2 separate regions of the Homo sapiens genome follow, and region 1 is linked to region 2. The links are chromatin loops, found by intact Hi-C in ENCODE. Cell type or tissue: dorsolateral prefrontal cortex. All regions are shown on one strand. Links, peaks and the distances in the headings refer to the core of each region. The heading gives the core; the rest is flanking DNA. Region 1 has its middle 21 kb from the start of TRIM61. Region 2 has its middle 20 kb from the start of FAM218A.

Region 1 (5,382 bases), core at 188-5,187, 62 kb before region 2:
ATGCTCTAACCATGTCCCAGTGATGCTCAGACTCATTATAAATTTGGGGTGTAATACAAAACTCTGACATATTCCAGTCACATTGTAACTGGAAACGATGTTCTAAGCTCATGAGCCTGTCTCCCATCCAAATGACAGTTTGTCTAAGATCATTAATTTGATTTGCCAATTTTTGATCAATACCAGATTGTGAATTCCACAATCTTGTAGAATTTTTTGCCAATCATGAACAAAGTTTACTGACTGAACAGAAGAGTGCAATGCAACTCCTGCCACAGCAGCCGTAGCTGTGACTGCAATTAATCCCATAATCACTGTAATTAAAGTAAAAGTGAATATTTTAGATCTATTTAAAAACACATTTTAATACTTCAGTCAAAATATGGACGGATGGTGAGGCCTCTCACGGTAGGTCCATGGACACAGGGATCCACACGCCTTCTCTTGCTCTCATCAGCAGAATATGGTGCTGCCAATTAAAAGTCAAATCAATGCAAGTAAACAATCTGCAATTTTCAGAGGTTATAGTTTGAGTCTGGTTTAATAACTATATTTCCTACAACTAGCATATAAGGGGGCTTTACACAACTTTGTAAAGGAACTGTTAGACTGGAATTTAGGTCGATAGTATAAAATGGCTTACAATCTCGTTTCTAAAGTTTGATTTCCAGACCAAATTCTATGAGGTATGAGGCCACAGTAAGCCTCCCTAATTCTGGATGTTCAGGACCAGAAACAGGACTTATTATTTTTGGTCTTGGGGTAGAGATTCCTTCTTCTCCCCATTCCCAAGGGTAGAAAGACTGTTATTTTTTATGCTTATGTTTGTCTAAACTTTCTGTTAAGTCGCTGTCAACAGCTGGACTCAACTTGTGCACTTGGACACGACTGAGTTTGTCCTGTGCAATTGTGGTAGAATTGACCTCGAGGTGCCCAATCTATAATAGTTCCGAATTCATTGTTTTGTAATATCACGGCACTATTGGCCACACATTCTTCCCAAACTAAAACTTCTGTGTCTTTTGATCCTTTGGGAATTTCCTTGCGGCAAGGTTTCCCTTTAGGTCTAAATTTTAATGATCTTTGATAAGAAAAGTCTTGTAAATAATTTACCTGAGTGGCATCCCGCTTACCATGTGTTAAGTGAATCTACTGACGGGACTGACAGTAGGTACTTCTACCAACCAACTTTGGACTGCAGGCATTAAACATCCTGGTGCTCTCCCTAGGCAAATATAGGAGAATAACGATACCCAGTGGAAATATTTATCATCATCCCTTCTTCCTCAGGTTTGGCAGGGCAACAATCATCTGTGGGGCCAGGTACCCATACTCTATCATTAACATATACTTCAATAGGATTATCCATCCATGTGGCTGGTGTTTCCATCTCCGTGGAGGCGATTTTCTTTGCATCTCTGATGGGTTCATTGTAGAACTTCAAATGTCTAGTGGGTATCCAAACAGGAAGCTGATTTTCTCCTGGTGAAATACAAGCAAAACCTCTCCCCCACATCACCACCTTCCCTATTTCCCATGTCTTATGTTTATTATCTTTCCACCAAATCAGTTTTTCTTCATGTGGGCTGTTCTTTTTACCAGTAAGATGTTGTCCTGCAGAAGTAGTAGTCTGATTTCTATAAATGTTTAAAAAATTTAAAGTATAGAGTGCTAGATTAAGTTGCATCTGAGGAGTGGTACATTCCTTACTGTCTCCCCCTTCTTTTTGTTTAACTAATTGAGTTTTGAGTGTTCTATTAGTTCTTTCAACTATGGGCTGTCCTTGGGAATTATAGAGAATTCTTGTTGTATGTGAAATTTTCCACTGATTTAAGAATTTTTGGAAAGCTTTACTACAATATCCTGGTCCATTGTCAGTTTTTTTTTTTTTTTTTTTTTTTTTTTTTGAGATGGAGTTTCGCTCTTGTTGCCCAGGCTGGAGTGCAATGGCGCGAGCTTGGCTCACTGCAACCTCCACCTCCCAGGTTCAAGCAATTCTCCTGCCTCAGCCTCCTGAGTAGCTAGGATTACAGGCATGCACCACCATGCCTGTCTAATTTTGTATTTTTAGTAGAGACGGGGTTTCTCCACGTTGAGGCTGGTCTCGAACTCCTGACCTCAGGTGATCTGCCTGCCTCAGCCTCCCAAAGTGCTGGGATTACAGGCGTGAGCCACCACACCCGGCCATTGTCAGTTTTGATTTTTTCTGGAACTCCCATTACAGCGAGACAAGATAATAAATGTTTTTTTAACATGTGAAGTACTTTCTTGATTATCTGGCCCTGAACAATGTAAAATCATAGTACTGTGATACACTTCTGAGGCTGTGCCTATGCTGACAAGTCCTGTAACAGCCTTTTGTTTAGGCCAATTTTTTGGCCACTGATTTAAAGCAATGATGGAGACATCTGCTCCAGTGTTTACTAACCCTTCAAACTGTTTTCCTTGAATAATGGCCTTACGCACAGGTCTGTTCTCTGAGACCCGACTTGCCCAATATGCAGCCTTTCCTGTCAGATCTGTGTTTCCAAACCCTGCTGTTCTTTTTATCTCACTATTTCCAACCTTAACATAAGGCAGGAGTAATAAATGAGCATTCCTGTCTCCTGGACTAGCACTCCAAGGAATTGAAGAGCTAATAACCAATTGAATTTTGCCTTTATAGTCTGAATCAACCATACCAGTATGAATTTGAATGCCCTTTAGATTTAGACTTGATCTTCCTAAGATTAGTCCTATAGTCCCCTCAGGCAGTGGGCCATATACCCCTGTGGGGATTTTTTGTGGGGGCTACCCTGGAAACAGACAAACTGCTTGCATAGTACATAAATCTACTGCTGCACTGCTGCTTGTGGCAGGGGACAATTGTTGTATTGTGGTAACTGGCTTATTTCCTGAGGTGCTTGGGACAGTGGGTGTTGTTGTCCCTGAAAACCCTGAGGAACAAAGGGCTGAATTGGGAATGCCCCAGTTTGTTGCAGGGCCTGAGGCTGGCCCCTTTGCTCGTGCCCATTTCTATCAAATTTAGAACGACATTGACTAGCCCAGTGTTTTCCTTTTTTACATCTTGGACATAAGTCAGGTGGCTCTTTACCTGTTGTTGTAGTAGCTTGAATAGTTATATTCTGTTTATTTGAGACTGGGCAATTCTTTTTTAAATGGCCAATTTGACCACAATTATAACATTTCCCTCCAAATGTTCTAACTTGCCCTCCTAAAGCAACTCCCGCTATTGCTTGAGCCATAAGCATAGCTTTATGCATAGCTCCTCCAATTCCATGACAGACTTTTACATAGTCTGAGATTACATCTGATTCGGCGGGAAACTTTCCTTTTAATGGCTTAATGGCTGATTGACACTCAGGATTGGCGTTTTCGTATGCCATCAATTCCACTATGACTTTTTGGGCATTTTCATCGGCAATTGACTTTTGAGCAGCATCTTGGAGCCTTGCCACAAATCAGGGTAGGGCTCTTTAGAGCCTTGTCTTATTGTATTAAATGAGGGGTAGGCGGTTCCTGGGTCTTGGAATTTTTCCCAGTCTCTAAGGCAAATAGCTCTAACTTGCTCAATGGCCTCATTTTGCATTACTGCTTGTTGATTAACAGTGCTCCAATTGTGACCTGTTCCTAATAGTTGATCTGCATCTATGTTAACTGGAGGATTGGCAGCCCTATTTCTTCGGACCTGTTCTTGTGTCCTATCAATCCACCAAGTCTTAAATTGTACAAATTGAGAGGGTGAGAAAGACGATTTTGCCAGAATCTCCCAATCATAAGGAATGAGTCTATGTCCATGAGCAATGGAATCTAATAATGTCCTCATGTAAGGGGAGTTGGGTCCATACTGTTTGACTCCGTCTTTCCTATCTTTTAGCATTTTTATAGAAAAAGACTTGTATCTGGCCTCAACTGTGGGAGGCTCTCCCTCTTGGGCCCCTTCTCCAGGTGGCATCAGTTCCAACATTACTGGGAATTGCCACACCTCAGTATCTCCTTGCTTTCTTGACTATAATTTTCTTGACAATAATTTTATGTAATGCACTACCCTGTCTACTAGGTGGTGCCATAGGATTAAGTCTCAAAGTGGGCGGCTGAGGGTGTGGCACCCTATTCTGTAGTGCTGGCAGCATTCCTGGATGTCCATACTGACTTTCTGGGGGTGGCTGATACTGAAGTTCAGCCAGTGGCCAGTATTGATAAGCTACTGGTGGTTGGGTCTTATTTTCTCTAACCTGCGTTTGAGGTTGTAATGTTATGGGCATCTGACCTGCTAGAAAAGGACTTGGCTCTCGTGGTTTGGACTCTGATGGCCTCACTAATTCTGGACCTTTTTCTTCTAATTTTAACGTTTCAGGATATATCACCTCCTGTAATTGTTTATAGTCAACATTTTGCATTGACTGAGCCATTACCGGCTCTGCTACATATTCGCACAATGTAAACTTTCCATTTTTTTCTGGGATTTTCTCCCTGTCTCTTCTTTACAATCTATTACACCACTTCCAGGGGCATCAGAAACTGAAATGCTATCTTCTTCTGTTTGAAATGGTTCTAAAAATGCTTTAATAATGGCCCAATCATTCCATAATGTAAGTGGGATGATTTTACCCTCCCTACCTGCTCGTTTTAGTTCTTTGCCAATTTTTTTCCAGTCTTTTAGATCTAAAGTTCCTTGTTCTGGAAACCATGGGCAAAATTGTTCTATTGTTTGAAATAGCTTGATTAGATTTTTTGTAGATACTCTAACTCCCCCTCTTTTTAAAAGAATTTTAATAAAGCTGGGATAAGAGGCATATTTACTTTTAGTTTGCCCCATTGTTACCCTGGCTTCTTCCGAGTGCACAAGCTTACCGTAAGGCTGACTGTAGACGTACTCAGGATCTCTTCGTCGACTTGTCCTCAATGACCACACTCGAGCGTACCTTCACCCTAGAGAAAAGCCTTGGGCACCAGATGAAGGGGTAGGTTGCCCCTCCACACCTGTGGGTGTTTCTCGTTAGGTGGAATGAGAGACTTGAAAAAGAAAAAGACACATAGACAAAGTATAGAGAAAGAAATAAGGGGGCCCAGGGGACCAGCATTCAGCATATAGAGGATCCCACCTCGGCCTCTGAGTTCCGTTAGTATTTATTGATCATTCTTGGGTGTTTCTCGGAGAGGGTGATGTGGCAGGGTCATAGGATAATAGTGGAGAGAAGGTCAGCAGATAAACACATGAACAAAGGTCTCTGCATCTTGAACAAGGTAAAGAATTAAGTGCTGTGCTTTAGATATGTATACACATAAACATCTCAATGCCTTAAAGAGTAGTATTGCTGCCCGCATGTCCCACCTCCAGCCCTAAGGCAGTTTCCCCCTATCTCAGTAGATGGAACATAC
Region 2 (5,382 bases), core at 254-5,253:
ACTTTCCCTCCTTCCTGGAGAATCACACCTTCTGCAGGGAGTCTCCCCACACAGATCCCTCCCTGCACCATGGCCTTTGCAGCCTCTCTGGCTGAGCTCCAAGCAGAGGCCAGCTGCCCCATGTGCCTGGATTACATGAAGGACCCAGTCACCACTCACTGTGGGCACAACTTCTGTCGCTCCTGCATCCACCAGTGCTGGGAAGACTTACAGGATGTCCTCCCCTGTCCTGTCTGCCTCCGTCACTGCCCTGATGAGAACCTCAGGAGCAAACACCCAGTTGCGCCACATGACTGATATGGTTCAGCAGCTTCTCACCGTGACGAGCAAGAGGGAATGGCAGGAAGAGGAGCCCCTCTGTGAGAAGCACAGTCAGGGTCTAGTCCTGCTCTGTGAGAAGGACCTGGAGCTATTGTGTCCCCAGTGCAAGGTCTCCTCTGACCATCAGGATCATCCCTTGTTGCCCATTGAGCAAGCTGCAGCTACACACAGAAGGAAGCTCAAAAGCTACATTAAGCCACTAAAGAAGGAAACTGAACATGCCAAGATGCGGTGTGAAGTCCCAATTTTGAGATCACTTAATGTGAAAAGGAAGATGGCAACATGGAGGAAGGAATTACAATTTGAATTTAAAGAAATTAAGTCTTTCTTGGTAAAGGAACGAGCTGTAATTCATGCCAGGCTACTTATTGAAGAGAAGGATGCTAAAGAAAAACTCACTGAAAACCAAAGACAAATTTCAGGCCACTTATCCACACTACAGAATCTGTTTTTTTTTTTTTTTTTTTTTTTGAGACGGAGTCTCGCTATGTCGCCCAGGCTGGAGTGCAGTGGCTCAATCTTGGCTCACTGCAAGCTCCGCCTCCAGGGTTCACGCCATTCTCCTGCCTCAGCCTCCCGAGTAGCTGGGACTATAGGCGCCCGCCACCCTGCCCGGCTAATTTTTGGTATTTTTAGTAGAGACGGGGTTTCACTGTGTTAGCCAGGCTGGTCTCGATCTCCTGACCTCATGATCTGCCCGCCTCTGCCTCCCAAAGTGCTTGGATTACAGGCGTGAGCCACCGCGCCCAGCCTACAGAATCTCTTAAATGAAGTAACAGAGAAGAGTTTTCAGGCAGACCTGGATATGCTGACAGGTATTGAGAACAGCTACAACACATATGACCACCTGAAAACCCCTGCAGTCTTCTCATAGGAATCAAGGAAGGAGAGTTTGAGTCTCTCTCCACCTTATTTTGGCCTGAAAAAAATGATGAGCCCATTTCAGGAAGATTTGACACTAGATCCAGAAACAGCCCACCCTAGTCTTATTATCTCAAGAGACAGAAAGTGTGATATTTAGAATGATGAACCCACACTTTACTGATAATCTTCAGTCATTTAGTTTTTACCCAGCTGTCTGAAGCTGTGAGGGATTTGATGCTGGGAGACACTTTTGGCAAGTAGAAGTGAGAGCAAAGGTACATGGTTCCTTGGTGTGTGTAAAGAAATGTTTCCCAGAGATGGTCTTACATCACCAACTCCACAGATGGGGTGCTGGCAAATTCAGCCATTCCGTAGTTCATGCAGTACAAGGAACACAGAAGTCCTGCAAGTTGGCATTTTTCTGGACTATGAGTTGGGAGAAGTTTCCTTTTATAATTTAAATACCAGATCATATGTGTATACTTTCACTGGTAAGTTTACAGAAAAGCTTATGCCTTATTTCTCTATTGCACCTTCTTCACAAGCTGTTACAATCACATTGTCATAGACCAATGATGAACTACTTAGAGCACCCTTTGTATGTAGCTATATTTTCTTCCTGTGTTCTTGGAGGGCATTTGTAATAAAAGTTCTGATTCCATGTTTATGTTTGACTGCTGATATTATTGGGGGACTCACTCTTCTCTCTTCCCTTCTGCCCTCCCTGGACAAGCTGATGAGAAAGCCTGGGTGCTCCCTCTGTTGGTGTAGGTGGGAGGTTCAGACCTAGCAAGCCTCTGGTAGTGCAGGACCCTTTCAGCAGCCCCACCCATGACCACCATCACAACCCCAAACCAGTCTCCTTTCCCTGCTTTCTCAAGTCACTTTTGCATCAACTCTGTAGACACCCTTCTCTCCTCATAAACCTCATTACAGGAGTAGGAGTCCATTTCATACAATCTTGGATTGTGTGGCATCAGCAGTCTCAACACTGAACCAGTTGTCAGGGAGGGTGCAAACTGACCCCTTCAATGCAAACTATCTATGCAAACTGACCCCTTCAAAGGCCATTGTGAGCAGGATTATCCAGATGTTGGCTGCCACCTTCAGGGAATTGCTGTTCTAGCTTTGCTTTGCTCACTGGCTCTGTGCCACATGATGAGCCTGCACTTTCAGCTCAGCTGCTTTGTGCTGCTTTTACTGAGTTTGGCTGAGACTCTTTGAGAGAATTCTCTGACCTAGGTCAGTAATTTAGATAATATTTTGTTAGTTAAGTATAGGAACATGGACTCAGGTCCCTTTTACTGTCTCCTTGAGTGGTGCATCTCCGTCCAGACATATTGCTGTGTCTTTTATAATTTAAAAAACAGATCCTCTGTGTATAATTCCACTGATAAGTTTACAGAAAAGTTTATGCCTTATTTCTCTATTGAACCTTCTTCACAAGCTGTTACAATCAGTATTGTCCTAGACAATAATCACGTTAAATTATTATGTATTGTCAAAGCATAATCACATTAAAAGGAATAACCCCTAAAATGTATTGAATGTCTCCAAAAAAAAAAAAAAAAGAATAAAAAACAATGGACATGAACGTCAGAGAGACAGGGAATAAAAAGAAAAATAAAACCAAATCACAGATTCAAGGAGAGGAACAACAACAAAAACTGCAACAGAAATTCCTAATTTGCAATTACCAGTTGAATATGCAAAATTCACCAAAAGAATCTGTACAACACAAAAGCTTAAAAGGTGCTAATTGACTTTTCTGTTTCTGTAACCTGGATGGTGACTGAACTTCAACATCTGTTGAAATGCATCAATTGGAAAACCTTCGCAGACTTAATCCTTTGCCTCCAATTAGGTAACCAGGGATCCCTCTGATTTTAAATGAAGAGCCCTCTATTACCTTAGTGACATTACTAATCATAAAATGAAGGTAAAAGAGGTATCCCTTATCTTAACTATAAGAATCACTGCCTTTCCTAAATTTTCCATGGTGTGTTTCTAGATTCTAACATAAGCTGTGACTGATGTAAGTTCAGGGGGAACTCTAATTTGTGACCAATTGTTCGTGTGTCTCACCTCCAAACTGGTGCCTGTTCTATAGAGCACATAGGGGAAAAATTGTATCCTGTGCCATATACGGGCTCATTTGGTGGTCACTTGTGTGAAGCAAGAAGTCACTATTTGGAGATTGAGCATTAGTTGAAAATTACAATTACTTATGTTAATCCATTTTGTTCTGATTTGAGAGAATGCCTGAGATTTGGTAATCTATAAAGAAGAGAAATTAATTTCTCACCGTTCTGGAAGTTGGGAAGCTCAAGATCAAGGCAGTGACAGGTTTGGTGTCAGGTGAGTGCCTGGTCTCTGCTTCCAAGATGGTGCCTTCAATGCTGCAGCCTCTGGAGGGAGAAACGCTGTTCCTGACATGGCTAAAGAGCAGAGGTGGAGCTGCTGAGTGCAGTGGCTCATGCCTGTAATCTCAGCACTTTGGGAGGCCTAGGCAGGCAGATCACTTGAGGCCAGGAGTTGAAGACCAGCTTGGCCAAAATGGCAATTAGGGAAGAGAGAGACCCTCTCATATTGTTTTATATTGTTTTATACTCAGTACCTGTTTTAAGAAAAAACAACAAGGAAGTAAAACCAAAGACAGGCAACCCGAGGCCAGGCCCAAAACCAGGCCTGGGCCTGCCTGGCCTAAACCCAGTAGTTAAAAATCAACTCATAACTTAGAAACTGATGTTATTTATAGATTCCAGACATTGTATAGAAGAACGTTGTGAAACTCCCTGCCCTGTTCTGGTTCTCTCTGACCACCGGTGCATGCAGCCCCTGTCACGTACTGCCTTGCTTGCTCAAATCAATCACGACCCTTTCATGTGAAATCTTTAGTGTGGTGAGCCCTTAAAAGGGATAGAAATTGGGCATTTGGGGAGCTCGGATTTTAAGGCAGTAGCTTGCTGATGCTCCCAGCTGAATAAAGCCCTTCCTTCTACAACTCGGTGTCTGAGAGGTTTTGTCTGTGGCTCGTCCTGCTACAGCAAAACCCTATCTCGACTAAAAGTACAAAACTTAGCTGGGCATGATGGCATGCAGCTGTAGTCTCACCTACTCGGGAGGCTGAAGTGGGAGGATCATTTGAACTCCAGAGGCAGAGATGGCAGAGCCAAGATTGTGTCATTGCACTCCAGCCTGGGTGACAGAGCAAGACTCCATCTCAAAGAAAAGAAAAAGAGAGCAGAGTGGGTGTATATACCCTGGAAAGCTCTTTTTTAGCATGGCATGAATCCATGAGGGGGAGCCCTTGAGACCTAAACCCCTCTCATTAGGTTCCACCTCTCAGTGGAATCACATGGGTGATTGTTTATAATACAAGAGGTTTGTGGAGACAAACATTTAAACAATAGCTATTGAGGCTCACACTCATAAGAGCAGATGGCTAATTAGGACCCTAGAAATATCTTTGCTTTCTGCTGCTGTCTAGGCCTTTGTTACAACAAAGATTCTGATCTTCAGAATTATAGGGAGATAGCTGGGAACAGTATCTCACACCTGTAATGATCGCTTGAGCTCAGGAGCTTGACAACAGCCTGGGCAACATAATGTGACTTTGTTTCAAAAAAAAAAAAAAAAAAAAAAGAGAAAGAAAGAAAAGAAAAAGAAAAAGAAAAAGAATTATGGGGAGAAACCAGTGACCCCTGTGGCTCACCGAAGTGGTCAATTTCAACCAAACTTACAACCAGGGTTCCTAAACTCTGTAACCCTCCAGTGCCCATAGAACTGTGATGGTACTAATAGAAGGTTTTCTGGAGTCAGAAACTTCAAAACATAATAACATGAAAAGGAACAGCCCCTAAAGTATATTGCACGTTTACCAAAAAAAAAAAAGAATAAAAAACAATAGACATGAAAAGTCAGGGAGATGGGGAAGAAAGAGAAAGAAAAATAACACCAAATTCTAGATTCAAGGAGAGGACAAAAAAAAAAGCACCAAAACAAAACAAAACAAAAAAACTGGAGGAAGCTTCCTAATTTGCAATTTCAAGTTGAAAATGCAAAATTTACCAAAAGAATCTAAACAACACAAAAGATTAAAAGGTACTGGTTGACTTTTCTGTCTCTGTAACCTAGATGATGATTGAACCTAAGCATCTGTTGAAATGCATCATTGGAAAACCTTTATAGACTTTA

Evidence for each region. Hi-C counts contacts between places; a loop is a spot of excess contacts. Peaks named below come from ENCODE experiments on the same cell type or tissue, not always from the same donor. Only the 100,000 strongest peaks of a DNase experiment are listed, where the experiment ranks them.
Region 1: a loop joins it to region 2, with 3 times the contacts of the local background. A loop is called at or near these places in 8 of 110 quality-filtered maps.

Annotation. Positions count from the first base shown.
Region 1 is chr4:164,996,231-165,001,612 of GRCh38, reverse strand. No RefSeq gene overlaps it. Among named protein-coding and RNA genes, the nearest start is that of TRIM61, 21 kb to the right of the region's middle. RefSeq lists enhancers at 1-278, 3,812-4,592, 4,593-5,375. In dorsolateral prefrontal cortex, for the core only: no CTCF peak of the experiment used is centred there; a DNase peak (open chromatin) is centred at 2,911; H3K4me3 peaks cover 1,220 bases; H3K27ac peaks cover 2,233 bases.
Region 2 is chr4:164,934,678-164,940,059 of GRCh38, reverse strand. It overlaps the pseudogene LOC391710. Among named protein-coding and RNA genes, the nearest start is that of FAM218A, 20 kb to the left of the region's middle. RefSeq lists enhancers at 3,538-3,587, 3,628-3,937, 4,248-4,377. In dorsolateral prefrontal cortex, for the core only: a CTCF peak has its summit at 2,332 (motif pointing left); a DNase peak (open chromatin) is centred at 2,327.